2 separate regions of the Homo sapiens genome follow, and region 2 is linked to region 1. A link is a loop called in an ENCODE intact Hi-C map of the cell type or tissue named here. Cell type or tissue: mammary epithelial cell. All regions are shown on one strand. Links, peaks and the distances in the headings refer to the core of each region. The heading gives the core; the rest is flanking DNA.

The links. Hi-C counts contacts between places; a loop is a spot of excess contacts. Peaks named below come from ENCODE experiments on the same cell type or tissue, not always from the same donor. Only the 100,000 strongest peaks of a DNase experiment are listed, where the experiment ranks them.
Region 2: a loop joins it to region 1, with 2.6 times the contacts of the local background. A loop is called at or near these places in 6 of 110 quality-filtered maps.

What each region holds. Positions count from the first base shown.
Region 1 is chr4:68,065,337-68,081,246 of GRCh38, reverse strand. TMPRSS11F (transmembrane serine protease 11F) reads left to right here. Exons shown (of 10, transcript NM_207407.2): 4 at 7,238-7,305; 5 at 8,761-8,924; 6 at 11,240-11,278; 7 at 12,428-12,629. It overlaps LOC550113 (a long non-coding RNA gene), which reads right to left. Exons shown (of 3, transcript NR_046116.1): 3 at 8,014-8,142. It also overlaps the pseudogene LOC100420693. Among named protein-coding and RNA genes, the nearest start is that of TMPRSS11F, 57 kb to the left of the region's middle. In mammary epithelial cell, for the core only: a CTCF peak has its summit at 4,857 (motif pointing left); a DNase peak (open chromatin) is centred at 6,626.
Region 2 is chr4:67,980,274-67,996,183 of GRCh38, reverse strand. It overlaps the pseudogene TMPRSS11GP. Among named protein-coding and RNA genes, the nearest start is that of TMPRSS11A, 25 kb to the right of the region's middle. In mammary epithelial cell, for the core only: a CTCF peak has its summit at 7,575 (motif pointing left); a DNase peak (open chromatin) is centred at 7,473.

The sequences.
Region 1 (15,910 bases), core at 3,245-11,244:
ATGACTCCCATCCACTATGCAGAATTTTCAGTATCAAAAGGCTACAGATATTGACTCCAAAACTTTCTAGTCTCATTTCTTAATAATAGCTTCTCACTGAAACCATCTTTACTGGGCTCTTTATATTCTAAAACTACAACAACTAGCTTGAGGGACTATGTTTTAAAAGGACATCTTAAAAATATTTCTTTTTTCATTCTTCGTTCCCCTCTATTTTAAGAGATTAACATTTGCAATACAAAAACTTCTTTAGAGACAAAAAATATTACATTTAAAAACACTTTTTCTTTTAAGTTTATTGAATCTTTTCCTGGCTGTTAGCTAAAAACCTTATCTAAAACTTGGGGATGTGTGATGACAGAACTTCCAAAGAATAGACATTGAAATAGATGCATAGCGGAGCATTATCTAGTACCAATTAATTTATTTTTGTATAGGTTATATTCCAAAACACAGAACTTATGACTGGGGGATCTTGATTAAATAATTTATTAATCAAGATCTTTCAGAAAAAAATTCATAAGGAAGTGAGGACAGCAGGAAAGGGCAAAGGAAGAAGCTAGATAAAAATGTAGTTTCACAAATGTAGCCTCAGCATGATTTCTCTGGGAGATCTGGAGCTTAGATTAATCACGGAGGTGATTCTTCCCAGAAATTAGAGGGTTGGGTTGTTTGTCTTAGACCAGTGGATCTGCCCAGGGAAGGTGGAGCATAGCCTACCAGACATTACTAAACAAGGTGCTCAGGTCAGACAAGGACAATTCTCTGGAGAAGTGCAGGTGTGAACTGTTATCAGTCAATTCTCGAAGCTGGGGTATGGGTACACCTCCCCACTCAGTGCAATTTGGATAGAGAACAAATATCTACTACAATTCTTTTCTCACAACTCATTATCATTTAAGTAATTTCAGCTTCTTAAATAAATTTCATAAGAAAGAAGGAAAAGTTTATTTGCTTGATCAGTGACTGCAAGCAATAACTCCCCATTGGCCTAGGCCTCCAGATAATCCAACTCATGATCCTGGCTTTGCTTTGTTTCCTTCTGTGGCTCTGTAAGTGATTTCATCCATTCCCATAATAGGAGTTCAGAAGAAGAAAAATCCTTTTGAGTCAGCAGGAAGCTTTCCTGGAGAGGAAAGAGGAAAAGAATCAGTTTTGTTGGTGTTTTTGCCCTCTGCTGGCACATATTCCCTTGACAGTAACAGGAAATTTGCATAACCTGCCTGATTATTTTCATGGGTGAACCTCAAAAGGGATTCCCTACCTGGCATACAGTAACTACTGATCTTCCTTGAGGACTTAATCTGCATTTAGTTCACAACCAAAGGAAAGATGTGAGCTCAGACTTGCCAAAAACAGTACCTGGGTGGTATGAAGCTAATTAGTTAGAGCCATAAGTATTGTTTCAAATATGTTATTTTGTTTTTTAATGCTGGAGTTCAAACCAAAGACTACAATTGGTATCTGATTTTAGGGTGAAGTTTTTTCCCCCATTTTACCATGAGCACACTATCTTGTTTCATATAGAATAATCTCTAGTAAAATGATCTATTCTTAGGTTTGAACTGTAAAAAGGGAAAGGATACAATTAGTTTTTGTAGTTTGGATCACATTAAAAGCATTATATTACTGAGTTTCCAACAGAAAAAAGTAAATATGAGTTAAACTTTCCAGAAACTAGTTATAACAATCATTAGGTATCTGAGGAGGAATAGTTCCCCTACCCCTGTTAAACTTAGAAGCAGTAAACAATCTCTGAAGAGATTATCTCTTAGGAGATTTATATTCAGGAAATAAAAGATGCCTTTGAGGGCTTCTTTAAGGGTTTCTTTCACCATGACCTTCCTACCTGCCTGTCTCCCACCAACTTTAACATCTGCTTCAAATATGTAATTAATTCAAGGTTGTCAAAGTCACTTAATGCGCTTAACACAAGATCTAAAGATGGCTTCCCTGGGTTCATATTACAGAGCCACCACTTCCTGTGCCACCTTAGACAAGATTATATATCCTGAGTCTCAGTTTCTTCATCTATCAAATGGAGCTGATGAGAATGATACTTTTCCTCCTAAGGTAGTGTGAGTTTTAAACAAAAGAATCAGTCCAATGCCTGCCATGCAGTATGGAATTAATACTTGTAAGCTTTTAGTAAAGGTCACACCAGTATTGTACTATACCAGAATATGCCATTTTTTAAATAGAGGTTGATGCATTGGGGGACTATGGTTTGTTAATATCACATTTTAGTTTGAATTGAATCTTGATATTTTCTTATACTCTAATATAATAAGACTCCTAATCCTTCCCCAAAGTGTCATATGTACACAGTTCAGAATTTCAAAGGACATTAATCAGATGTGCTAGAGATACAAAAATCACCTTTTCTCCCTGTTCCCTGAGTGATGGAAATAAAATGGGCTCAGAGAAGCTTAGTGAAATTGTAAGTGTCATGACTCAGAACTGATCCAAACCTGAGGAATGACCCAAATATGTGAGGTCACTACTGGGGCCTCCTGGGTCCCACCTTTCTGCAGATAACCACAGATTTCTACTTTCACTTGGCAACACAATTTGCAGATAAAACAATGTGTTACCATCTTCTTCCCTTTACCATATTGTTGATTCTTAATTCATTAATTCAGTTATTCATTCACTCATTTATTTGTCAAACATGGCTTGTGTGTTTACTGTGGGCCAGACAATGTGTGGAACATTGGATATATAAACATAAATCACACTCCCTGCCTTACCACAGTTCATAGTGTAGAGTGAGAGAGACACTATTGTAAACCAGTGTGATAATTGCTATTAATGTAATAAAATCATATTCAAGATGACAAGGTGGCCCAAATAAAGGAGTGTTCAACTTTGAGGAGGGCAAGTTAGAGCTAACTTAATTGTCATTAGAGTTTCTCAAGTAAGGTAAGGTTGTAATTGAAGAAATTTGCCAGGGGGGAAAAAAGTTGTAGGAAGAGGAAAATGAATGTACACAGTCACAGAGGTGTGAACCAGCCTACTGTGATTAGGAAAGGCAATTAAATCAGTAGATAAGAGGTTTTGGCCCCTCTCCAGCTGGACCAGGATCAGGGGAGGGGTTACAAAAGAGTTAAGCAGGTGGGAGTAAGGGTGGGATGGGGGTTGCCAAAGGCCAGGGGACCATCCACCGCTTCCTGGGAGGGCTGTGCCTGTAGTGGGTTTGTTAGTGGGCAGGGCAGGGCAGGGCAGGTCAGCCCAGCCTCCTGTCTCCGCTTCCGTCTTCCATCTCCCAACGTGCTCATCCTGGCTGCCACGGAACCCTCTCCACTCAATGGCATGGAGCCCTGGCTACCATCTGGGATGGCGTGGAGTCTGCCGGCACACCGCCCACTACCTAAGGTGCTAGGCTGCAGGAGCTGGCAGCCCTTGCTCAAAGCCTGGTGTTCCTTGCACAGTTGATGATCTTTCTTATTTGCATCATCCATCTCATATTCTGTGGATATCTGGGCAGTCAAGTTGAGTAGTGTTACACTTGTGAATCGTACTGGTACTTCAGTTACAACTGGATTAGCCTCCCCTTGTGACAAGCTAATGTCCCAATCCTTTGTAGGCAAGAACCTAAAATGTGTGGGGACCATACTTCAAAGAGGAATCCTTATCTTGATGCTGTGCTGTTTTCCTTGCTGGGCCATCTTTCTCAATACTGACAGCATCTTCCTGCTCTTAAGTGGATCCTGACATCACCAGGATGGCCCAAATTTATGTGATGATTTTCATTCTTGCTCTTCCAGCAGCATTCCTGTTCTGGCTGCAGAGGAGATATTTACAAAAGTCAGGGCATCAACTTGCCTTAAGTTATCACTGGAATCACAGAGAATGCAGTCTATGTGGGCCTTAATGCACTCTTGCTTGTAGACTGTGGAACTTAGAGGGTTAGAATCTGCCTGGGCCAACATCACTTCCCAGTTCTTCCTTTCTGCACTTCTTTTCCTCTACATGTGGTGGAAAAACAAATTCATATCAATACTTGGGGAGGTTGGACTAGGGACTTTTCCCAGGAGTGGGGCTCCTACATCCAGCTGGCTATCCCAGTATGCTCATGGTATATATTGAGTGACAGACTGTTTTAATTGGAACCCTTCTTGCAGGACTGATTAATGTGACAGAGCTGGAAGCTCAGGGCATCATCATCTGTGAACTGGCCTTTGTAGTCTACATGGTTGCCCCCTGGCTTTGGTGTGGCAGCCTGCGTATGAGTGGGTAATGCTGTGGGAACAAGGAATCATGAGCAGGCTTGGTGTTCCCACTTTACTGTTCTCCTGTGTGCCAGTGTGTGTACACTTGCAGCAAGTGTTTTACTGTTGTTTTGAAGGGTGTGGTTGCCTATGTATTTACCATTGACAACGATATTATTTCCCTTTGTGAGCCAAGTGATGCCTGTTTTTGCTCGTCTTCATCTATTTGATGCACTTGCAGGTACCTTTGGTGGAGTCATGAGAGGCACAGGAAAATGGAAGATTGGTGCTATCTTGACTGCCATTGGTTATGGGAAAACCTTTTTTCTTTTCCCATGGGAGTATCTCTGATGTTTGCTGCTAAACTTGGGATAATAGGACTCTGGTCTGGATTGAGCGTGTCTTTCAAAACCTTTTCTCTTTAGTGTACATCTTGAGAATAAACTAGAGTAGAGTTGCAGAGCAGGCACAGGTTTGAACTAGTCTAAAAGGGTACAAAGAGACTATAGCTACCCCAATAGAGCTACCTATCCCAGAAAGAGAAGTAACCGATGGAGTGATTTTGCCTGATATTGTCAGACCAGAGTGCCAGATCACACAACTAATGGAAGAAAACACCCAATATGCAGTGCCCTCTGTTGGGGATGTTTTGACATTGAGACAGTTGATTTTCTATTGTGGAATAGCTTTAGCTGTTGCTATTGCTATCCTTTTAGCAGGAATTTTAATAACAGTTTTCAATGACTATAGTTAAAGCAGAAAAATTATCACCAGCCTTCAACTAGAAATGGTAATTATATGCCTTATATTAAGCATGGAAGGCGACCTTGTTATTTGGACAGTGGTTTTACTCTCAACTCTGGGTGGAAAGGTGATGTCTCCATGGTTATTCTGAGAAACTGTGTTATTTTAATGGAAATCAAGAAAGGAGGTATAACTTTAAGCAAACTTTTGTCTGTTAACTGTAACATAATTTCTAAGTATGTAAATTTGATTTTTCCTGCTGTAAGTGTTCTTTATTCTTTTTTTTTTTTCTTTTTTTGGAGACAGAGTCTCACTCTGTTGCCCAGGCTGGAGTGCAGTGGCCTAATCTTGGCTCACTGCAAGCTCCGCCTCCCAGGTTCAGGCCATTCTTCTGCTTCAGCCTCCCGAGTAGCTGGGACTACAGGCGCCTACCACCATGGCCAGCTAATTTTTGTATTTTTAGTAGAGACGGGGTGTCACCTTGTTAGCCAGGATGGTCTCGATCTCCTGACCTCATGATCCACCCGCCTTGGCCTCCCAGAGTGCTGGGATTACAGGTGTGAGCCACCGCACCCAGCCTATTCTTTCTTATGTTGAATATCTTTCTTCTTCCAGGAAAATGGTTCATTGTCCTATAAACTGTTATTGGTGACCTAGTTTTCTTTTATTTCTCTTAATGTGCTTAATCTTGTCACTGAGTATATATTAAGTACCTGTTCAAGTCCTGTCTAGGATATTGCCATACAAGCTTTTACAAAATAAACACCTTAAAATGAAAGAGAGAGAGAGAGACAGACAGAGAGAGAGACTTTGAAGGTAGGGATGGGGCAAAGTAGGGGCCAATGAAGGGGTAAGATTGTGTTGAAGGAAATATTGAACTTGAGGCAGGGTCTAATATACTCAGGTTTGCATTTTAAAGATATCATCCTGGTTGCAGTATTCGGAGGGAACAACTGAGGGGACAGAAGATAGGGTAGAACCACATCAACATGCCATGAGGAGGCTGCTGCAAAGGCCCAAATACAAGTTTCTAAGGAGCTGATTTGAGACCATAGCAATGAGATTGAATCAAGGAAAGTGGATTTAACATTTAGGAGGTAAAGTCTACTGGGCATTATTACTACATTAGAAGAGTCAGGGAGAGGAAGGAATCTTGTGGGGAGGGAGACTTTCCCTACTCTGACAGGATGTAGAAATTGGGGGCAAAATTTACCATGGAAATAGATCTTATGTAAACTTACATTGACCTGTTATTCCGACTGATAACTCTCAGCCCAGTGCTTTTTAAAAAAATTTTTTAATCTATTTATTATTTATTTTGAGACCAGATTATGACTCTGGCTGATTTTTGTATTTTTGGTAGAAATGGAGTTTGCCATGTTGCCCAGGCTCATCTGGAACTCCTGGGCTAAAGCAATCTATCCACCTTGGCCTCCCAAAGTGCTTGGATTACAGGCGTGAGCCACTGCACCCTGCTAGCCCAGTGCTTTTTTGACAAAAAGGCAGTGCCTCAATAGCCAGCTGGAATCAGAACCCTTTATGAAATCAGTTTCCTGAATACTGAAAAATTTCCAATGGCTTAGACTGGGAAAGCTAAGTAATGAAATGCTGATGGTATAAGAGTGTGGTGAAACTTATTCCCAAGCATAGTACCAGTTGTGAAATCCTGTCTCTCATAGAGATGACTAACAAGTGAGGGTGTCAGAGTCACATGGCAGAAGTCATTTCAAGTCATGTCAAATGGTCTAGTGATGACATAATCATTTAAGAAATCAACAAATTCTATCAATACTGGATGAGATGCCATATTTGGGATGAGTGCAGCAAACAAGGTAAGCTTTCTTAGAAATAGGGATGCTGTCTTAAAAAATAGCATGTACTTTTAATTTACTTGACAGTATTTAAAACTATCATCAATAGCTTAGTAGATACCAGACAAGGTGTAAAATATGTGACATAATTTCACTTAATTCTCAAATCAACTGTATAAGGCAGATATTGTTGTTATCCCATTTTACAGAGGCTTAGCAAAGTTGAACAATTTTGTTGTGGTTATTTGGTTCCACAAAGATTAGACCCCAGGTTTAGTCTTACAACTGTCAGTGTACCCATTAACATGACTGGGAATAAGCTGAAAATCTTTTTTATTTTTATTTTTTTGCCCAAGTCTCTAGATAAGACAAGGAATAACACTTTTCTTAAGACTAATACTTCTTTTAAAAAATTATTTTTTTATTTTACTTTTAAGTTCTGAAGACTAATACTTATTTTTTAAAAATCAGATGTCTAGGATATTTCGACATTCTTCTGTAGGCGGTCGATTTATCAAATCTCATGTTATCAAATTAAGGTATGTAAATTTGGTTTATAATTTCAAGTTAATACTGTTAAGATGAGGTATTTGATGAACCTAATTGCTTAGCTGCCCTGAGCAAGTCTTTACAGCAACACAGAGATTTCATAAATCTTGAGCAGCCCAAGGTTTCCTACTTATTTCCCAATCACAATAGAAAGTCGTAAGGTGCTTTGTGACAAGAAAATCTCAGCTATTGGATACAAAAAGAGGAAACAAACACAAGAAACAGGGGAATGACACAGTTAACATTCCCTCTTCCCCCCGTCTCTTAAGCTAGGGGCTAAGTAGAACTTAACGTCTTTTTCATTTTCCTCATTTTAAGCCTACTCCACCAGAAGACAATGACTTTCTCCACAGTAAAGTGTTTCTTTCATGACAGTGCATGTTTATTGTTAGTTTAAAATGGCTTTTCATGTCTTTCCTTTTTCTCTTGCACTTCTTTCTTTCATACCTTCTTGACTTTTTCCTTTCTCCTTTCCACTTTTCTCTCCTCCCTCTCTCCTTCTTTCCCTTTCTCCTTTTCTTCCTTCCTTCTTTTCTTTTATCTCTCAAATTAAATTCATTCTGAAAAGATTTCTTGAGGCTTTTTAACCCTGCACATCACAATTTAAATTTATATATTTGAACTGTTTATCAAATGATTCTCTTTTATAACTGCTTTCTTTAATCATTTATCTATTAACAGACCACCAGACCCCAAAATGTCAGTGCTTTAATATAGTAAAGGTTTATTTCCTTTTTATGGTACAGTCCAAAGAGTCAGAAGTTGGGGCAAGGGTGTGGGTGCCAATCAAGATTATGAAATGAAATTGCCCACTGGATCTTCTGCATCTGGTTGGCAGACAAGGGAAGAGTGAGAGCAAGGAAAATGCCATGAGAGGTTTTATTAGAAGCCAGACCTGGAAGTGGGGAACATTATTTCTTTCCATATTTCATTGGCCAGATTCATTAGAAAGTTTCAGTAAACCTCAGGAAAGCCCAGGAAATGGAATCTACCTCTATGCTCAGGAGACAAAGGAAACTAGGTTTGGTAAACAAAAGGATCCTCCCTGTCACACCACTTCTAAAGAATAATGACATTAGTTACAGCTTTTGTTCAAAATGCCTTAAAAAGCAAGCCTTTTAAGTATGTATAAAGCATGATTTCACCAACATCTCCGCCCGCAAACCCCTCTAAACTATGAGCTAAGTAAGGACAGTGAACAACTGTTTTCAGGTAGGTATTTTATCCAGTATTTCCAGAATGTTGTCTTTATTTCTTCTACAGTGCTTCCAACACTTCCTGGTTATTATACACTCATTTTTAATCTCTGTATCCAGAGATAATTTAAAAATCTGGTATGCACATGTATCATGCATTATGTTTTTTAAGTTTAATGTGAGTCCTAATAAGTTAAAGTCATTAATGATTAGATAAATGCCATTTTTATCTGCTTTTTTGTTCTTCAGTCCAGATGAACAAGGTGTGGATATTCTTATAGTGCTCATATTTCGATACCCATCTACTGATAGTGCTGAACAAATCAAGAAAAAAATTGAAAAGGCTTTATATCAAAGTTTGAAGACCAAACAATTGTCTTTGACCATAAACAAACCATCATTTAGACTCACACGTAAGTCTTTTATTTTTATTTGCCACTTTTGTCATTCCCTCCTCTTACAACCCTCTTTAATTTTTGTAAGCAATATATATATATATATATATTTTTTTTTTGGAAGATATATATATATATATAAAATCTCAGCATGGAATAAAACTAAAATAAAATTCCACTATGAGGCAAAATTTAGTATTACAACTTTTTCTTTTTTCATATTTTACTAGGGCTTTTAATAAGCTTTCTAAACTTTTTTCCATATCATATGTTATTGGGTCCTTACAAAAGTTCCAAAGGGTAAGTATTACTTTCGCCATTTTACAGGTAAAGAAGCTGAGACTCAAGGAAGATGTGAGACATGGGATTAGCAAACCTTGGGGCTAGAATTAGACACAGGTATTGTGACTCACAGAGGTCTTTACAGATCATTTCTGGGGGTTATTTTTTACAGTATCAAAGAAAGACATCTTCATGAAGGTTTACCCCTGTAGGAAGAGCCAGTGACATGAACTGTAAAGAGGTTCTCTAGCTTGTTTCCAACTTAAAACTATTTTTCATCACTTCCTTATTTATTGCTCATGAATTGAAATAGGAAAGTTCTTGTTTTGTTTTCCTTCCAAAGCGGAAGAAAAGGAAGTTCAAAAAGTTTAGGAAACTAAAATTCAAACTACCTTACAGCTAGTTGGAACCCGAGCTGATTTCTATTCCAATATGTAATTGAAGGTAGTAAAATAATGCGTTTCAAATAAAATTTTAAATGTCAAGGGCAGGACCTGTGTCTTTTTATTTTCTTTCTCCTCCCTCAAACACTAGCATACATGTCACATGTGATAGATGTTCCAGCTCCTTTCATTGCTTCTTGTTATGTATTTCCAAGTTTAGTTACTTCTAATTTAATACAAAAAAAGATGGGAGAGGGGCTTGTATTTTGGACCCAAAAGACTTCTCCCTTCCCAATAGTCATGCATTTATTTAGGAAACAAGTTATCTAAAGTTAATTCTTTTGTTGTTAGAAATCAGGAAAGTTCTTTAAATATATTTTGAGATAGAATCCCCACAAATATTGTTACATTCTCAAGAAGTAATTAGAAATAAGGGAGAGTACGGTATCCACCTTGATTGTTAATCAATTATATTCCAAAGTAAAACAAAGTATTTTCCAGCATTCTATAAGTGGAAATCTCAATTCCTGATGATATAACTGTGCCTAAGCCACAATCATATATCCTAAAGTAAAATATCCATTACAAAAGTGACATTATATTATGTTTACTGAGTTGTTACAGCTGTAGAGTTTCTTATTGTATAATTTATTAAAAAATTTTGGCATTGTTGGTTACATACAATGATTTTTTATGATACAAGTTGTTTTAATACCAAAATAACTAAATTCTCTGACCATGCTCAATAATGAAGATTTAACTGTGTATGTTTTCTTCTGCCACATACATGTATTTTGTTAAATAGACATATCCATGAAACCTCTAGTAGGAATTGGGGCTCGCATCCCTTTTTGGGGAGAAGTCAATGTTTCTAATAAAATCACTGTAATTCCCCATGTTCTCACTGACAAACAGAAAACCAATCACTAACCCAACAAACATCTAATGTAGCTGAGTTATAATGAAAATGAATGAATAAATTTGAAGGGAAAAAAGATGTCACAGAAGGGAAACATAAAATGAAGTGAAAGTTTGTGTATGGCTGGAGTCTCTGGACTGGTTGTATGTGAAAGAACTTCATGCCTCTAGTGCCTGCTGCCTGAGCCACAACCATCCAAGCCATTCACAAGAGAGAATCCTCAGGGAGACAAGGTTATCAACCTGCATTGACTAAATTCCTAGTCTGTTAGATCAGGGCCTTGAAATTGGGCCCTCAGGGGTCTGTGATGCATTTAGCTCCATAGAGCTACCATTTCTGACTGGCCATTAGGAATATGCCTAAACCATATAGGTTGGTAAACACCAACTGTGATGGGAATTGGAGGTTGCTGCCTCAGATTATACTGGAGCCCCCAAAGAAAGCAGTCAGGGACATTTATCTTTATTTATTATTTCCTAATTTCCTAATTTCTGTTTCTTTTTCCTGAGCAAAATCAGGAAATAAAATGCTCTCTGATTTAATTTTAAATTAAATTACACAATTTGGACCAAAAATAAAATCAGAGTAAAGGGTTATTTATATATGACTTGATTATGAAAAATCTCATATTCTCTTGAAATATGTATGCTTTAGATAATTCACATTTCTATTAATGACCAGTTGAACAACACAACATGAAAATGGGAATATATTCTTCTGCCAACTAATTCATGTTTTGCTTATTCCAGCTATTGACAGCAAAAAGATGAGGAATCTTCTCAACAGTCGTAAGTTCCAAAACCCACAATTAACTGTTTATTTCACAGTAAAAGATCATGAAAAAAGTTATAGAAAAGTTGGCAGTAAAGTTTACCAAGCTTTTTAAGACTCATTTTATATTTTTGTAAACCGAACACTTAGTCTTTTTATTATTTTTAGCATTTAAGTATTTAAATTTATAAATTTATACCAAATACAATTCTAAGTTTATATGACCTACGAGATGTGGTTAAAAACACCTTACATAATATTCTAGATATTATATTAATATTCATTATAAATAACTTTTAATATTATCTAACAATTCAAGAGAGTGTTTTAAACTGGTAACATTTAGGCTTTAATTTTTTTTTAATTTGCTTGCATTTTTATTGAAATATCTGTTATGTACATTCTCTTGCTCTTCCTGCCCTGCACCCCACATTCCAGCATTGGTACATAGTTAAGGTCTATTGTGGACAAACATGCCCATTAAAAATGTTGTAACACTTTAAGTTCTCTTTTAAGATTGACTTGAAATCTAGTCAATTGAGGGTTTGAAATCAGGGAAGAAGAATTTTTTTTTAAACTAGCCTTTCAAGTTTTAAAAGACCAAAAAGGTCGATAGTGTTTAAATCTGTTAAAATACAGGGCTTTGCAAACACAATAAATTGATTCTCTTTAGTCATTAGTTAAGGGAAAATCATGACCTACAGTTAGTATTGGGCTCTCTCTCAGTAATAAGGATACTGCTACTAGTTTTGGTGTGGATCCTCCTAATTTTGTATCCCACTCTGTCACTTACCAGCTGGGTGACCGCCAGCAATGTTCCCTCTTCAAGGCTTAATTTTCTCATCTAAAAGGTATGTTTCTATAAATACATCTAAGACACATAGCAGAGGATCTATACATTTTTGGTGCTCAATGAATTATCTATATATGCTTTATAAGGAGAGATAGAAGTTAATTCCTGGACTGAATGCCTTGAAATGTTAGTAAACATTTCTTCTGAACCTCAGTAGGATCAGCAAGACCTGTATCAAATAAGCTCAAAGGCTGAGTGCTATGAATGGTTCACATGGTAGCAGGGACAAAGGATTGTCTATAACCAAAGCAAATCAGAATATACTTTTTTCCTCCTTTTTATGAATATGAATGATCATGTATTTCTGTGGCAGGCTGTGGAATAAGGATGACATCTTCAAACATGCCATTACCAGCATCCTCTTCTACTCAAAGAATTGTCCAAGGAAGGGAAACAGCTATGGAAGGGGAATGGCCATGGCAGGCCAGCCTCCAGCTCATAGGGTCAGGCCATCAGTGTGGAGCCAGCCTCATCAGTAACACATGGCTGCTCACAGCAGCTCACTGCTTTTGGAAGTAAGTTAACCAAGGCTGCTGTGAGCCTTCTTTTCACAGTCCTCATCTGCCACTGATTTAGCGCATCAGAAGAGTCCAGTCTCTCCAGTTTAACCTTTGCTCCATTCAGGGTAGACCTAGCTGTCCCCTAAATGGATTATGCTTCCCCTATGCCCTATCTATGATGGTTAGTTTTTGTCATTTGTAGTTCTTACAGATTTTCCTCTATCATCATGACCCTAGTGCTGTCTTTCCTATTATATATTATATAAAATAATATGTAGATTATTTTAGTGTGAAGACTATTACACATGTAACAAGTTTAATCTCTTTTACATACTCAAGAAGAAAGTCAGCTACTTTTGTTTTTTTCCAATTAATCCCTCTAACTTTCCACTGTCAGCATTGCCATCACTTTACAAATAAGAAAAGAATCATAGGTATCCCTCTTGAAGTTCTCACTTCTCATTGCATTCTCTAGGAACCCTGCAGGCCTGTATGGTCCAGAAAAGTGTGTGGAAGGTGGGAGAGACCTGCTACCTTGTCTTACTCCCCTCACAGTATTCAAGACTGGTTATGTACAGCCCAGCAAAATCTCTCTGTTTGGGCTTTCATGGTTGTACCTCTTAAAACTCAGCTGTGTCACTTCATGTACAGAGACATACATAGGCACCCTACTGCCCCAAGAGGTCAGGAACACACCATCTTTCTTCCCTGAGGTTTTACCATCATGGTACAGAAAGCTTTTCCTTCTAAACTCTCAAAGACAAAACTCTAAATAAAGACCCTTTGCCTGGCCAGTGGCACTACTTCTGCACCCTGCACCTTATTAAAGGAGCCTATCCCTGGTGATTCTCAGAGGTGCTTTATCATCCTTCTAAGGGTAACATCCCAGATGGTTCCAAGATACTAAGGTGATTATCTGTTGCTTTTTCGCAGAAAAGAAGAGAAAAGGGACTCACTTATATATGTGTATTTACAACTACCGAAATAACTGGCATTATGCCTTATGGGCAAATTTGAGTCCCACTCACTTGTGAAGATTTTCTAATTTTTTCATATTCACACAGTCCTCCAATCTTTGCACTTCTGTTTTTGTGAGAGTGTCTTCCATTTTAGTTTATAACTGATCTCTCTTTATGTAAATTAAAAATAAACAAATCCAGAATTCCAACTTAATATTTAGTGAAGAATACAGGCTGTGGCGATTGAAATACTTGTTTCAGCAGGTCCAGTGCAGGCTCTGGGTACTCACAGACCTACATGGGAATTGCCCATTGAGCTTGATGAAGTAGAGATTACTAGTGACTTTGATAAAAGAAGTTTTTCTAATGTGATAGGGATGGGAATGATTCAATAGAAAATGGAAGGAGGATTAGATGCAGTAAATTTTTAAACTGCTTTTAAGAAGTTTTTAAATGAAAGGGATCAGACCAAATTTGACAGTTGAGGGAAGTTGTGAAGTTAAAGGAAAGATTTTTAAAAATATGGGAGACACATTATAGCATATTTTATGCTGATAATAATAATCCAAAAGAGTTGGGTAAAGTGATGATCCTAGAGAAAAAAAAGTGCAATTTAGAAGTGATATATTAATAATTTCATGTAATCACACAATGTGGTATACTGTTGTGAAGGAAAACTACGTGGTACTTTGAAGACAATATTGCATTATTCACATCTTTAATTTTTTTTTTTTTTTTTTGAGATGAAGTCTCGCTCTTTTGCCCAGGCCAGAGTGCAGTGGCACTATCTCAGCTCACTGCAAGCTCTGCCTCCCGGGTTCACGCCATTCTCCTGCCTCAGCCTCCCGAGTAGCTGGGACTACAAGCGCCCGCCACCGCGCCCAGCTAATTTTTTTATTTTTAGTAGTGACAGGGTTTCACCGTGTTAACCAGGATGGTCTCGATCTCCCGACCTCATGATCCGCCCGCCTCAGCCTCCCATAGTGCTGGGATTATAGGCGTGAACCACCGCGCCCGGCCTAAGTTTTTATAAATTTATTTTTTCTGCAGAAATAATGTATTTTCAAAATCATATTTAAGACAAACCTTAAAACCTTTATGTCTATGAAAAATGATTACAGTCTTTGTGAAACAGTGTGAGTGGGGAAAACATTCTTGAAAGGATGGAAAGAGACCAGAACCATCTCCTTTTGGCACTAACCAGCAGAGTGTCACTTACCTGCACAAATCACCGAACTTCTGGGTCTTAATTTTCGTATTCATAAAACATGTTAAATTGGCCTATCAGGTGAGGCTTCCTTTCTTATTGACAATGCATAAAGGAATGGGATAATTTTTATTCTCTATCTGATTCATTTGTAAACTCCTTAAGGCCTGAAGTCATATATGTCTTTGTATCTCTGAGAATTCTAGTATCTAGTGTCTAGTTTTCAAATGGATGCTTCAGTTAGTCCTAAGATTTCAGGTTTGAATAAAATCTTATCTTAATCTCTAAAGAAGTGAAATAGATGAGAGCAGAACCCCTCCCATCTCCCTGCTCTTTTTTTTTTTTTTTTTGAGACAGTCTTGCTCTGTCACCCAGGCTGGAGTTCAATGGTGTGATCTTGGCTTAATGCAACCTCCACCTCCCAGGTTCAACAAGCGATTCTCCTGCCTCAGCTTCCTGAGTAGTTGGTACTACAGGCACACACCGCCACACCCAGCTAATTTTTGTATTTTTAGTAGAAACGGGGTTTCACCATATTGGTCAGGCTGGTCTTGAACTCCTGACCTCATGGTCTACCCGCCTTGGCCTCCCAAAGTGCTGGGATTACAGGCATGAGCCACCACACCTGGCCTCTGCCTGCTCATTTTTAGGGCAGTGCAGCACTTAGGAAACCACTGATCTTTCAGGTTTTTTTTTTTTATTACATTTAAAGGTTGATGATTCACCAACATAGTAATCCTTTCTTCAACCATAGAATTTCAAGTTACTATATATTTCCAGTCACCCAGGATGAGGATAACTTTAAAAAGAAAGAACCAGGCTTTGGAGGACCATGAGGAAGTAAAGACATAATAGGACTAGCTAGAATTTGCTGGTGATATAAACCTTGTGGGAGAGAAAAGCATCTATGGGAGAGAAAAGCATCTATGTGAAAGGAGAACTGAAAGTCTAGTAAGAGGGACTGACCAGGCCAGATCCATGGGCGGTAGGAGCTGACTTTGAGTTAGGATTAGTTAGCCCTTGTATATCAAGGAGGGATATGGGCGTAGGGTAGAGAAAAAACCATGTGTATACATGAAGGTTTGCAAAGCAGACAAATTACGCTTCACTTCAACGATCACAGTAAAACC
Region 2 (15,910 bases), core at 4,116-12,115, 86 kb after region 1:
GCACTTTGAAATGGAGACAAGGACCTACTAAGGTTCTCTTCTCCTACCTCCCAAGATTTAGCCAATCATATCTAATTAGAAATCTTGTTACCACAAAAAAGAGAACAACAGACACTGGGGCCTAATTGAGGGTGGAGGGTGGGAGGAGGGAGAGGAGCAGAAAAAACAACTATTGGGTACCAGCCTTAATATTTGGGGGATGAAATAACCTATACAACAAACCCTGAAACACTAGTTTATCCCTGAATCTAAAATAAGTTTTTTTAAAAAAGAAAAGAAATCTTGTTACCAGACAGCTTGCAAAACAGAAATATTCTACGCTCTGGACAGTTTCTTCTTTAAATAATTGGTAATGTAAAGTATTTTGTTACATTGTCGAGCACTTGAATTTATTTTTTTAAGCTGAGACTAAAAGATTGTAAGCATTTGAAAATTGAGACTAAGCATTTTAGACCAATTAGCTAAAATGAAAATTTGCACACAGAAATTACAAATAGGAAATATAATTGATTAAAACTTGAGAATATCTTAAAAATGTTAATGACATTATACACAACAAAATAGATAGTATTGAATATTGCTAAGGCATTTACTCAAATAAATAGATTGCATAAAATCTATATAAAGAGCAGTTGGTGAGCAGACTGCTTCACTGGGAACATTTCAAGCAGAATCAGAGATAAAAGAGAAAATGGCCATACAATGACCCTTTTAAAGATGATGACTGAGATGGAAAAATTCACAAGACCCTACAAAATCTTTAATGACTGTAGAGAATCTGGACTTAGTTTCTCAGCAAGACTGGCAATCTTAGGTGAGTGAATTTACTCATTTTAAAACAATTAGTTTTCTTGACAGCGAATGGCCAAATCCCCAGAAACCTAGATCTCTCCTTATAAAAGCTCTAACTTTCTCTCCATCCAACGTAAACCTTAAAGTGCAGCTTTAAGACCCTGAGGATCTTAAGTATATACCCTAATCTCTACAATTTAGTCTAATAGCATCTATTTTTTAAGAACTGAATATGAGGCAAGCTACTGTCATAACTGATTATATTCATTGTTTTTAACTTATAAACGTCTGAGCAAGGCATTATTTTCTTCTTTTCACAGGTGAGTTAAATGATGCTTAGCGACTTTCCCAAAGTCACATATAGCTTGTAAATTGTGCAAATAGTGTTCAAACTTATATCTGCTCCTTCTAAATTCAAGGCCCTTAAGCACATAATTACGCTAATTCATCGCTCAAATCAGTACTACTGCCCTCCCTTATCCTCTCAATTCTTTGACCCTGTTGTAAACAAAGCATCCGTCTTTATATGAAAGATTAGTACAGTCTTTAAAATAGAAGTTGCTCCTATTTTAAAGAAATGAGAAGAATATAATAGTTAAAACAATGTTACATGCAATCAATAAGTGTGTGGTTAGTTAATAAAATATAAGCTACCTTTATGTGTTACTTACTCTGGTATTTGTTTTGGATAGCAAGTGAAGCTATTATCAGAGTAAGCGTGGTTTTTCCTATGAAGTGATAGCATTGCATCTGTATTAAAGTTAAATCTGGTAGTACAGTAGTGTTCTATGCTGCTTTTCCTCAGGATTCACGGTTCCCAAAATAGCTGTGTCCTTTGTAAAGTAATGAAGATTTCCAAGTAAGGTTAAGGTAAGCTGTAGCATATTCTCCCAGGTGGTAAGAAATATTCTGGTTTTACAAAGATCACATCAAGTTAAAAAGCTTCTAACATTATTCCTTAACTGTGTGATCATGATAAGACTCCTAACCAGGTAAGCTTTAGTTTCCTCAACTGAAAAAGAGAATATTTATGTCTTTCTTTGGTGGCTGCTGCAAGGATTAAATAAGGTAGCAGAAGTAAACAAACCAAATATGGTACCTAGTAAATAGAAGCCACCCAATAAATGTAACTTGATTCTGAGCACTGTCATTCAGTCCAGAATCTTACAACTTCAAGACTTAGGTTTTATCACTGGTCCATTCTTTGTAAGACACAATTAACTATCATGGCAGCAATGTAGAAGTTCTTCATCTATTTATTTTTTCTTTCTTTCAGGTCCCTTTCCCAATATGCTACGGGAAGTTGAGGTAGAGATCATAAGTAATGATATATGTAATCAAGTTCATGTGTATGTATCATCAGGAATGATATGTGCTGGATTCTTGTCAGGAAAACTAGATGCCTGTAAGGTAAGAATAGGTTCAAATCCACAAAAATGACTGTTTAGTAGGAATGGCCTTACTGACTGTAGAACAATATCACTTCACATGACTGCATGAAATTAACCTGTGGAGGAGATTGTAAAATGAGGGAGTGGAATAATCATAAGACATAATTCTCATTTAACACCCTATTGAGGAGAACTATCCCCAAATCATGGTCACCAGCTACAAATTAGGACTCTCATTAGAGAAACATACTGGAAGCGGATAGTAGAAACCAAGTCAGTAAGCCATACAATCATTGCTTCAAGCCACAATCATAACAACAGTTAGGTATCTAATCACTACTAATTGCAAGGCACTGCAAGATGGGACCTGCAGCTACATCTATGGCCAGTGAAGCAGCGTCCCACAGGTCCCACAGGTCCCACAGGTACCTAAATACTTCCAGACATAATTATGCTATTAGAAACAAAACAAAAAAGTACATATTTATCTACATTTGTTCTTAGTAAAGTGTTACCTCACAGATCACATTTAGAAACTAATTAAATAAATAATATAAGCATTAAACATTTTAGGAGAATATAAGTTTTAAATTCTGGCTATGTAAAGGACTAAAAATAAGCCAATAAAATAATAAAAGTTTTAACTTGTAGCATTTGAAACTGGGAACAGTTTAGTGATTTTTTGAAGAATTAAGAATGGCTTTGAGAATTTGATATATATGTGCACTTTTCTTATATGCAAAGGCGCCGCTGTTGAGCTGCCATTGGCTGTCTGTCATGTGATGGTAATAAATATTCACTTATTCATTCCACTTTTTGTCAACTGCAAGATACTGTAGCAGTTACTGAAGGAAACATAAGCATTTGTTAAAATCACAATGAATCCACAATGAATTTACAATCTAATAATATAGCACACAAATAATTAAAACAAACAAATGAAAGGCGAGGGTTTGGCTACATGTTCTAGAATACATGGTCTCCCTCCACTCACTTCCCTTCATGGGGGAAGGAGAAGTAATGTGGGTGGTCCAAGATATAACTAGATCACATGGTTTAAAAGAGAAACACAAATAAATCTATGTAAAAGCAGATCTCTCTTTCCACTGGTTCATATACCCTTGCTTCCTTTCGCTGCTAGCATAGTAAAATACCAAGGACCTAAATTAGGATATGGGCCTAAGGAAAAGGAACTAAGGAGGACTTCTTTTGGTAGACCAAGGTTTTCACACTCTGTCCACCGACACTGTAGGAGATCAAGAAGTATGTCAAGAAAATGGAAGGGAAGGGAGCTAAAGGCAAGGCACAAGACTCTAGAAGCCCATGTCTTCTTCAAACAGAATTTTTTCTCTTGTTTAAAGACTCTATAATGACTTCCACATAGTGTTCTTTTGAATGAATAGGTACATTGTTAAAAGATCAATTTAAAATCATTTGTCTAAACCAAGGTTTAAAGATAAGAGGGAAGTCCTCATGACTTTAGACCAGTCCACTAGGGCTAGGGATTCCACCTTAGTTTGGGAGCAGAATATTTTCAGCAATAAATAGCGCATATTTGCATGGTGTGCCCTTTGCATATGTTGCTCCTCTCAAACCTACTGAGACATAGTGATATGATATCCAGGACACTTTCCTGTCAATTAATGTGAGTGGAACAAGATGAGATTCAAATTCACAGCCAGAGACTCCCTCTAGCTAACAGAAACAATGATGCAAGAGACACTAGGCATGAATCTGGGAGAGGCTTATGGACGAGATGACTTGTTTGTTGAGTCTTGAAGTTATCATTTATGTAAGACATAGAACATAGTCCTGTGTCTTAGTTAAGCTTTCCTAGTCTCATGCCTAGTGTCACAGAATTTAGTTTTGCTCTGTCTAAACTAACACTAAAAATTTTAGACAGCAAAACTAAAAATTTTACAAGGATAAACCTGAAATCTTAGCTTTATTCACATTACCTTCTACCTGAAGGCATTAACAGGGAGTAAGTAATAAGCTCAATTATCATATTAACACTAATGGTAAGTAAAATAGAATGATTTTACATATTTCAATCCAAAGTGTTAGTTTATTAGACATTCAGATGCCAACTAACCCATTTCTGACATCCCTTTATTTATTACATTGACCGTATTGTTTTCTTCTTCTTTTCCAGGGTGATTCTGGAGGTCCTCTGGTTATTGCACGTGATAGAAATGCCTGGTACCTTGTTGGAATAGTAAGCTGGGGAATAGACTGTGGAAAATAAAACAAGCCAGGACTTTATACCGAAGTGACTCATTATTGGGACTGGATTAAATCTAAAACTAACATCTAATGCAACAATCATCTCAAATCCAAATTATAAATGTCATGTGTGGTCTCTAGAAAAAGTGTGTTTAGCGTGTGCCACCATGTGTATTATCATCAAGTTCAAAATCCAAAAAAGTGTGATCTGATGACTTTCCCCTTAAACATGAAGAAGGCAGGCTTGCTTTCACATCATCTGAAGTGTTTTGCTCCTGTGAGCACAGAAGATATTTCAACTACACAAAGATCTACCATTGCTGCTAAGTGTCTCTGATTTATTCATTTTTCTTTTCCTAAGACATACAATATTCCTTTCAGAGTGAGCCAGCAGTTTAATCAGATAAGTACCAATTGGCTAAGCATTCTCTACTTTTTCGCTGAAATGGCACACTTCCTGTACCTGATGGCTCCACAGCTTTAGTCTCTCTTGTCAAATATTCCCCATTAAGAATGTGTGGGTTCACTGGACTAGATAAGTCAAGGTTATTAATTTTCACCAACATTAACACAAATGATGGAAGGGACACTAGGCATGAAACTAGGACTTAAGAGATGACACTACTGTGAATCTATTCCCCTTTGCCCTGAGATGTGCATTTAACTTTTCTTAGAAACTTGAAAAAGATTGACATTTATATTTACACTCAGTAATGTATATTTTAGTCTCTTTAAACAATTACACTGATGTTTATTTTGGAGCAATTAATCCCTGGATCAGGCAGCAAGAGAACTGGCAATATTGCTTTGTACAGGATTCTGCTCTGAACTATGTAAAAATGCCTTTATGTACTCATAAATTAAAGGCAGCCTTTTTGGCATTTTTAAGTTGAAAGGAAAAAAGGCAAGGATTCAATGAGAAAGAGCTACTTTCAGTTTCATCTTTAAAATGAGAGACGTTTCAATCTTTGTGTAAACTTTTCACTTTTTAAATTATCTTAATGTATTATTTAAACAATTTTCAACAAACTTCAGAACAGTTAAGGGATCTGCAGAATGGGAAATCAATATAAATTAGATACTTATAAACAACTTACATGAGAAGCCATTATAAAATTAGACATTCACAAACAATTTGATAAGATTTTGGTAAAGACCTTATTGTGTAATATTTACATTTACTAGAAAAAGGTGGCCAGCATTTTTTTTGCAGATTACTATTTATAGAAAATATTTAGATATTCAAGAAAACATCTTTTGAATTGCTTAATTATTATGTTAAAGTCATTTTTATATGTATTTAATTGCATATTTTGTACATGATTGTGGACTAGTATTTAACAAAACTCACACTTACTCTGAGTGTCTAAACCTTTATTCCCACCTCCCTTTTAAAATTAATTTAGTTAGTGAGATAATTGCTGTGCTAACATCTTTTGAGGGGTTTTGAGTCTCTCTTGCTCCACATAATAGGATATTGTGTATGTTTATATATATATATATATATGTATATATATATATATATATATGGCAACAAACTCAAATTCATCTGTTTGAGTCATCACTACAATGCAGGATTTCTCAATCTCAGTGCTATTGACATTTTGTCACAGTTAATTCTTTATTGGGGGAGGGGAAGGGATTGTCCTATGTATTGTGATATTATCAACATTCATTAACTCTACATACTAGGTTCCAGTAGTACTCCCCTACCAAGTTGCAACCCAAAAGTTACTGCAGACATTGCCAAATGTCCCTAGGGGAGCAAAATCACCCCCAGTTAAGAAATACTGCTATGGGATCAATAGTAATAGGAAAAAAAAAATCACTGTTAAAAACCATGCGCTCACAATTTCCTTACATGAGTTTGGAAAATTTTTTCTTCTCTCTCTTTTGTAATACTGATGCATTGAAAACGCTAGGGAAAAAAAAGCCTAGTATGACCACACTCATATTTATACCATCCTAGCCAAATTAGGATCATCTGGAAACTGATCTTCCTGATTAGAGAAAGTTAGAGAAAGAAGACTGTTTGAAGGCTGAGCTCCTACAGGCAAATATACATGAATATATAGGGAGTTATCTGTCAAATGCCTAAATCTTGAATAATTGCACCAAGTGTTCTCTGTTTAATATCTTCAGAATGCGTAGACAGACACTATTCAAAAAGGGGGCTTATGTATTCAGCTTTCAGCCCATCATCATCCATTAACACTTAACAGTGGAGCATACAGAATTGCATAACATCACTAAGCACTAAAAGCTACACTATCCAATGTGCGAGCCACTAGCCAGATGAAGCTATTTAGATTAAAATAAAATAAAATAAAATGTATTTCCTCATACGGATCACATTTTGTCATTACTGTCATACTAATCACATTTTAAGCACAAAATAGTCACATGGGCTTAGTGGCTTCTATTTTGGGCAGCACAGATATAGAACATTTCCATCATTAAAAAAAAGTTGTATTGGACATCACTGACCTAAAATATTCAAGGCGCCGACTTACCTAATTACTTATTCATCCAACAAGCATTTCTTAAACCTCTATGTGTCAGATACTGAGTATTCTAGCCGTTGAATATACAATCGTATGTAAGTCTCCTTTCTCAAAACCACATAAAGTGTTTTTGATAGCTGCTGTCTAAAGTAGCATACTCTTTTGGGCCTGTGTTTGGCCAAGCATAGCATTATTTTTAGACCCTTCTTCCTCTAGTGGCGCCAGTCCACTAGTGGAAAAGGGGCCACCAGAGACTCATAGTTGAGGCTGAAATGGTCAGAAACTGGATTTTCAACTGACCTTAGAAAAAGATGAAATAACTTCTCTAATTAATAGGATATTAAAGAATCAAAAAGAGGTTTTGTTGTTTTTTAAATCAAGAGAGTATTTCTTCTAAGCCAGGAAGATATGCTAATGGCAACCAAGGGAGAGTAACAACTGATGGAAGAGCATCAGAATGACTTAGTCACACAGATTAAAAACCACGCAGATTAAAAACCACAGATGACTATTTAAGCAAGCAGCCAACCCAAATACAACAAGAATTGGATTGCATAATCCATTAATGTCATTTTATTGTAGTTAAATCAAGCAAATGTGGAAATAGCAGGTCACTAGGACTCACGTTGTTCAGGAGAAGCAATAAAGTTTGACCAAATGTGTTACAGTGTGCTGCCATCTGCTGGTCCGTGTTATTTATTTATTTATTTATTTTTTAGACGGAGTCTCTCTCTTTCGCCCAGGCCGGACTACAGTGGCGCTATCTCGGCTCACTGCAAGCTCTGCCTCCCGGGTTCATGCCATTCTCCTGCCTCAGCCTCCTGAGTAGCTGGGATTACAGGCGCCCGCCACCGCGCCCCGCTAATTTTTTGTATTTTTAGTAGAGATGGGGTTTCACCTTGTTAGCCAAGATGGTTTCGATCTCCTGATCTCGTGATCCGCCCGCCTCGGCATCCCAAAGTGCTGGGATTACAGGCGTGAGCCACCGCGCCCGGCCCCTGGTCCATGTTATTTTAAAAATATATTTTATTTTACAGTTCACCCTTGAACAACATGGATTTGAACTGCACTGGACCTGTATTAGTCTGTTCTCATGCTCCAATAAAGACATACCCCAGACTGGGTAATTTATAAAGGAAAGAGGTTTAATGGACTCACAGTTCCACATGGCTGGGGGCCTCAAAATCATGGTGGAAGGCAAGGAGGAACAAAGGCACGTGTTACATGGTGGCAGGCTAGAGAGCTTGTGCAGGGGAACTGCCCTTTATAAAACCATCAGGTCTCATGAGACTTATTCGCTACCATGAGAACAGCATGGAAAAGATCTGCCCCCATGATTCAATTACTTCCCACTGGGTCCATCCACGACACGTGGGTATTATAGGAACTACAATTCAAGATGAGATTTGGGTGGGGACAGAGCCAAACCATATCAGGGCTACTTATATGTGGATTTTTTTCCACAGCTGGCACCCCTGAGACAGTAAGACCAATCCCTTCTCTTCTTCCTCCTCCTCAGCCTGCTCAATGGGAAGACAATGAGAAGGAAGACCTTTATGATGATCCACTTCCACATAATGAATAGTAAATATATTGTTTCTTCCTTAAGATTTTAATAACATTTTCTTTTCTCTTATTGTATTGTGAGAATACAGTATATAATACACATAACATAAAATATATATGTCAGTCAACTCTTTGTCTTATCAAAAAGGCTTCCATTCAACAGTAGGCTATGCATAGTTAAGTTTTGAGAGAGTCGCGAGTTATACATGAATTTTTGACTATGTGGGGCCATCAACCCTAACCCCCATGTTGTCCAAGGGTCAACTGTAATTCAAGCTACAAAGTTATGTGAGCTATTTCCCAACAAAGAAAATTCTAACAATCTCTCCCTGATTTTCTCCTAAGCAAATCAAAGTTTAAACTTCTATATATCCGTTTACATTATTTACATTTATACAAACATGAATAAATATATCTATTCACTAATGAAGGACTTATTAAATAAATAAATATATATCTTCACTAACAAATGATTTATACACTTTTCATTTCAAAAATAAGATCATTTGGTAAGTACATACATATGCACACACACATAGGCTTTCATGTCTATAAAAATGGTGTACTAGCATAGGACACTTGTTCCTTTCTCCAAATCAACCCTAGACACACTACAGATGAAAGAAGTAAACCTGGATTCTAGGCCAGAACTAGGAGACTGGAGCTAACTTGAACTAGATAGAGTGTGTAGGGAGGTAGGTGGCTGAAGTCTAGAGTAGAATGAGAGGATAGTTAAGAGAAAGGCTTTTTAAGTTTTTCTCTTACATCTCCCAACACCATGTTTTGCCCTACATTGCTTTGAGACAATGTTTACCTTCTTATCATACCAGAAATTAGTCTTAGCAATTCAGACCACCAATTTTGAAAGGACAGGAGAAAAAGCCTGCTGAGGAGAGAAGTTTCTGGAAAAGGTAGCACTAATTAGCTGCTTTCAGGTACTGTCTTCTCACCTTACCCTCCACATCTCCAGGGCTGTTGCATTAAAATTAAAAGAACCTTCTTCCTTCTAGTGCTGCTTCACTCTTAAGAATTTGTCAGTGAAATTCCCACTGGAAAAGTCAACTGATAGAAAGTCAATGAGTGAGAATGATCAATAATAGGTTTTGTGGGCTCTGGGACTCTCTACCCTAGGATTCATCCCCAATCTGTTCCTTAAATTCACTTTGACTGACACAAGTAAACACCTGCCCTTTGACCCTTCCATAGCCCATGCTGCCTGATAAAGCAGCTGATGCTCCTGGAGAAACATGAAATCATAGTCTAAAATAAATAAACTCCAAATGGTACAACTTCTTCAGAAGAAAGACAATAGACAAGAAAACATATAGCCTCTGAAACAGAAGCATTAGTATAAACAAAGGATGTAAAATACATATTATATCAGTATTTAAAGATATAAGGGAAGATATGAGCTATTTGTCATTGCTCACATTAATCATCTGAAACAAGAAGAAGCATGCATAAAAACAGAATGAAAATATTAGACATGGAAAATATAAGAGTTGAAATACAAAAGCACAGTTGATTAGATAGATAATAGGATAGTTATGACGGAAAAATAAATTGATGAATTGCAAGTTCAAATTGAAGAACTCTCTCAGAAAGGAAGAAGGGAAGGATAAAAATATAAAAATAAATTTTAAAAAATTAGAGATATGAAAGATAGAGAAGTAGAGATGCCAATATCCCAATTACAAGATTCTCAAATGCAGAAAAAAATTAAAAATTGAGATGAGGAAATATTTTAAAAACTAATGAAGATAAGATTTTAATAATAAAAGAAAATTTTAAAACTGTATATAAAAAAGGCTTATAGAGTTCCAAATAGAAGAAATAAGGAAAAACCCATACCTTGATATGTTAAAGTGGATTTTAAATTAAAAACATTATAAAAGCTACCAGAGAGAAAAAGCAGTTCACCTATAAAGAAACAAGAAGCATAGGACATCAGTTTTCTCAGCAGCAATACTGGATATGAGATGTCACTGAAGTAATATTTTTAAAGTATTAAAGGAAAGGAACTATATACCTAGAATCTCAAATCCAGGACATAATTGGGCCCCATAAATCTTCACACTTAACAGGAGCTATAATGATGCTATATGTCTCCGGTATCAGTATCAACTCAGATCCTGTTTCTAATAGTTTTTGAAATATCTGGGTATTCCCTTTGCCTTTTGTATAGTCACCCAGTAAGTAAAAAGTTATAGGTCCCTTTGGAGAAGCACTTAGGGAATCATCACTGTATATAATTATCATGGTGTAACAGGGTTCTTCCTCCTAGGGACTTGGCCACCTCTTCAGCCAATGGATTCTGGATCTGAAAATTGCCTCAAGTCTAAGAACTAAGAAAGGGATCATGGCTTTCTATTGGGGTGATCACCTAGAGCCTCCTGATCTTCCATTTTTGCATTTTTTCTTCTTTGGTTGTAGATGTTAATCAGCATGCTGGCTAGCTGCCTGTTTATTTTCCCCTAAAAACACCATACTTTTTGAACTGTCTCCACAATTCTTTGTGGGAAAAACTTCCATAGCTGTCCCTCCAACCTTGCCATTTGTTAAAGCTCACTGTGGGTTCCTGGCTTTGGCAGTTTAGCACTGACACTTTGCATCTATTACTTCAGGATTCCATCATCCCTATGGACAATCTCAGGACTGTAGGTGCTTCCCTTATTGCAGCCTCCATCTGCAACGAGAGCCATCATTGAACTTCTTAGTTATTCTCAAGCTCCTCTCACCAGCTCATTTGTAGTGACTTTCATAAATGATATGTCCTCTGGGCTTCCTGATGAAACACATGCCCTGGTGGGTCTTCTGGCCTCACATAATATATCCATTTTGACATGCCCACTTCCCTCAGCCTCTTTATTTCTTTCTCCGCTGTCTTCTAAGGCAACTGGGACACTTCATCTGTATTCAATCCTGGATATGGCTTCTTCCAGGATGCTAAGAGCCACCCTAGCAGGTTTGCTCCTTGGGTTTTTGCTAGGTTGTCAAATTCCATGTCTTGAGAAAGTGCTCCTAAGTCAATGAATTCTTACTTATCCAGTCTTTCATTCACCCCTCCATGATCAACCACCCTCAAAACCTAATGTCAGGAGCCAATAGATACGCACCAGTTCTTACAGTTCTTTAGTACATAGTCTCTTTTTCTATCTTTTCAAGCCCAGCATGTTACTAGCTGAGCCATTGGCCTGGTTGTCAGTTGAGGAGGTAAGAATATCTCTTGAGGAGCACCTGTTGCCTTGTGGGTGAAACAGCTCTATAGCATCTTTCAGCAGGGGAGAAGAGCTGGCTCTTACTAAGGAGACAGTGATTACTTCTATAAACTCTGAGGTTTCAGGGAGTCTGCAGAACCAACATCCCGAAAGACATCAATCCAGTTGACCCATCTTATATTTCAAGTTCCTGGGTTTTCCCAATTAGGACCCTGACCAAAGCATAGCCGATCAGCTTTGACTAAGCATTCAAACTCTGGGTATCTAACTATTAGATCTTTAGCCTGCTGCTTGGCTGTGTCTACTCTTCCTCTGCATGAAATAAAAGCTTTTTTGTAACTGGTTCTCATGCTTAGCCTTTAACATATTTTAAATGGCCTTCAGTTTCTCCTTATCCCTATGTAGGACAACAATGCAATTTAACAGTAACTAGCCAACTCCAATATCTTTGTAAGAGGCATTCTTCCCTCCTATCTTTCAGCTGTCTGAACTATTACCTGCAATGGTGTCCCCTCTATCAGGAAGCACCAAAAAGTTTTCCCGGGCTACTGCTGGTGAAATCTTTAACAATGCACCTGCCACCTTATGCCTGGGATTATCTGTGCCCTGCAGCCATTCAGCATGGCATCCTCTGCCCAACACACACTGAGGTGAGCTAATCAGTTCCAGATTTTCTAAGACCACTCTATCAGACCTCAAGATGGAATCTGAGGTGCAAGATAATTATTAAGGAAAACATATGTGAAGAAAAAAGTATGCTTGTTGGAAGAGTCATAAAGACACTTCAGAATGCCATGCAGCTCTGATCCTTGTGTAGTACAGAAGGACGTAAAAACAGTTGGGTAGGAAGAGTTCCACATTGCAGTGCAGTTTTAAGAAGATTTGGCCAAGCCTTTGGGGAGTCCTTACGTCAAAGTTACTCATCAAAGGAATTCCACATCTCCCAGAAATGGGCTTACCTTAAAAACCCTCCTGTGCTTAGTCACAGGCTGGGAGGAGCTCATGGGAAATGTGGCTGCAGTGTGAGTGCAGCTTTGGGCTCAAAGCACAGCAGTTGAGCCACCTGTCAATAATATTCTAAGAGACACATTTTCAGGATCACCACAACAATAGAACCTTACCTAAAACTATGCACAAAGGCAGACTCCAAAAATGGATTAGAGACCTAAGTAAGAAGGGAAAAACTGATCATGTTAATATTAAAAAAGGAAGAATATCTTTGCAACATAGGATAAGGAATAGATTGTTACAGCAAAACATAGAAAGTATTAAATGTAAGGCAAAAATAAGACATATTTGACTATTTCTGTTATGCAACTAACAAACTAACATTAAGGATAGAATTGAGGAAGATACTTAAAATATCTAAAACTGACAATGTACTGATATCTACAATATACAAAATAACCTTGCAAATCAACTAGGAAAACAGTAATCTCAGTAGAAACAGGAGTAAAGCACATGAAAAGGAAATTTACAAAAACAAAAAGCTAGCAAGCATATAAAAATGCTCAAATAACTAGTATTCAGAGAAATATAATTAAAACAAAACTAAGGCATCACTTTATACCTAATAAACCAAGGGAGTAAGTTGAGTGTAGGCAAGGATGTGGAACCTTCACAGAATGCTAGTAGTAGCAGTACATTTTAGTCGAATTACACAAACGTATGCTCTATGACCCAGGAATTCTGCAACACCCAATATCATGTACTAAGTCACTTTCAGATTGTATTCCAGTACATTTTCTTCAGATTAGACTAGAATCAATGATGTATCTTTGTATTTAATTGTTGAAGGAAGAAGAGAGGTTTCCTCACCCTGAATAAACATCTCAAGGTTGTTGGAGTAGGGAGTAAAGAATTACCTTAGCATTCTTTCCAAAATATCCAACATAATTTCATTTCTCAGAGTTGTAGGCAATATAAACAGACAGGTTTTGAACACTAAACTTTTAATGTAAATAAATCTCATATTTATAATAAATACTTGTAACTAACTGCACTAACTGGCACTCACAGAGATCCAGGAGTTTTGCATGTTCCATACCCAGGAATTATGGCAAGGTGAGAGATCCACACATGCATTCCCCTAGGAAGGGGTGAATACAGGGAGCCAAGTGGCATGGTTCTGCAGGCCCCACTCCCACGGCACCTCACAAGTTAAGACCCACTGGCTTGGAATTCGAGCTGGCCAGCAGCAGCCAGCTGGAGACTGCCTGAGATGGACTATTCCCCTGCAGATCGTGGCCAGACAGATTCTTTAAGAGGGACTGGGAACCATCCCTCCTTACTGTGCGGGGCCTCCCTGTGGGAATTTCAGCAACTCCAGCCAGGTTTATATGTACAGAACTCTGAGGTCTCTCTGAAATGGAGCCCCAGGGGAAGGTCAGCTGCCATCTCTGTGGTTCAGCTGACTTCAACTTTCCAGGCTGCCAGCTCTGGAGAGGCTAGGCAGTTAGTGCAGCAAACCTGCTCTGCCAAGGAGCAGCCAGACTGTTTCTTTAAGCAGGTCTCTGATCTATTTCCTCCTGACTCGGTGAGACCTCCCAACATGGGTCTCCAGACACCTCCAACAGGAGCATTCAGCTGGCATCAGGTTGGTGCCCCCCTCGGATGGAGCTGCCAGAGGAAGGAGCAGTCTTCAATCTTTGCTCTTTTGCAGCCTTTACTAGTGATACCTTCAGGTGTGGGAGGGACCAAGGCAACTAGGGTCTGGAGTATATAAAAATACAAAAATTAGCTGGGCATGGTGGCACGTGCCTGTAGTCCCAGCTACTCAGGAGGCTGAGGTAGGAGAATTGCTTGAACTGGGGAGGCAGAGGTTGCAGTGAGCCGAGATTGTGCCACTGCACTCCACACTGGTGACAGAGTGAGACTCCATCTCCAAAAAAAACCCAAAACCCAAAACCCAAAAACCAAACAAACAGAAAGCAACAACAACAATATCAACAGAAAAGATCTCACAAAAATTCTATTTAATGGTCAGCAACCTCAAAGATCGAAGGTAGATAAGCCCACAAAGATGAGAAAAATATGACACAAAAATGCTGAAAACTAAAAAAGCCAGAGTGCTGCTTCTCCTCCAGATGACCACAACACTTCTACAGCAAGGGCACAGAAATGGGCTGAGGCTAAGATGGCTAAATTGACAGAAGTAGTCTTCAGAAGGTGAGTAATAACCAACTTCACTTAGCTAAAGGAGCATGTTCTAACCCAATGCAAAGAAGCTAAGAATAATAATAAAATAATACAGGAGGTGATAACAAAAATAGCCACTTTAAAAAGGAACATAATGAACCTGATGGACACAATACATGAACTACACTATGCAATCACAAGTTTCAGTGGCAGAATGACAAAGTTGAGGAAAGAATCTCAGAGCTTGAAGACTAGCTTTCTGAGATAAGACAGGCAGACAAGAATAGAGAAAAAAGAATGAAAAGAAATAAACAAAAACTGCAAAAAATAAGGGATTATGTAAAACAAAGGACTGAACCTACAACTAATTGGGGTACCTGAAAGAGACAGGGAGAACAGAACCAAGTGGGCAAACATACTTCAGGATATCATCTAGGAGAACTTCCCCAACCTAGAAGGACAGGCCAACATTCAAATTCAGGAAAGCCAGAGAACCCCAGTAAGATATTCGATGAGAAGATCAACCCAAGACACAATCATCAGATTCACCAAGGTCGAAATGAAAGAAAAAATGTTAAGTGCAGCCAGAAAGAAAGGCCAGGTCACCTAAAAAGGGAAGTCCATCAGACTAACGGCGGACCTCTGAGCAGAAACCCTGTAAGCCGGGAGAGATTGGAGACCAATATTCAACAGTATTAAAGAAAAAAAATCCAACCCAGAATTTCATGTCCTGCTAAACTAAGCTTCATAAGCGAAGGAGAAGTAGAATTCTTTTCAGGCAAGCAAACATTGAGGGAATTCATCACCATTAGGCCTTCCTGGCAAAAGCTCCAGAAGAAAGCACTAAATATGGAAAGGAAAAACCATGACCAGCCACTACAAAAACACATTGAACTACACAGACCAGTGACACTGTGAAATAACCACATACACAAGTCTGCAAAATAAACAGCTAACATCATGATGACAGGATAAAATTCACAAATAACAACATTAACCTTAAATGTAAACGGGCTAAATGCCCCATTTAAAAGACACAGAATGGCAAGCTGGATAGAGTCAAGAAAAAGCAGTA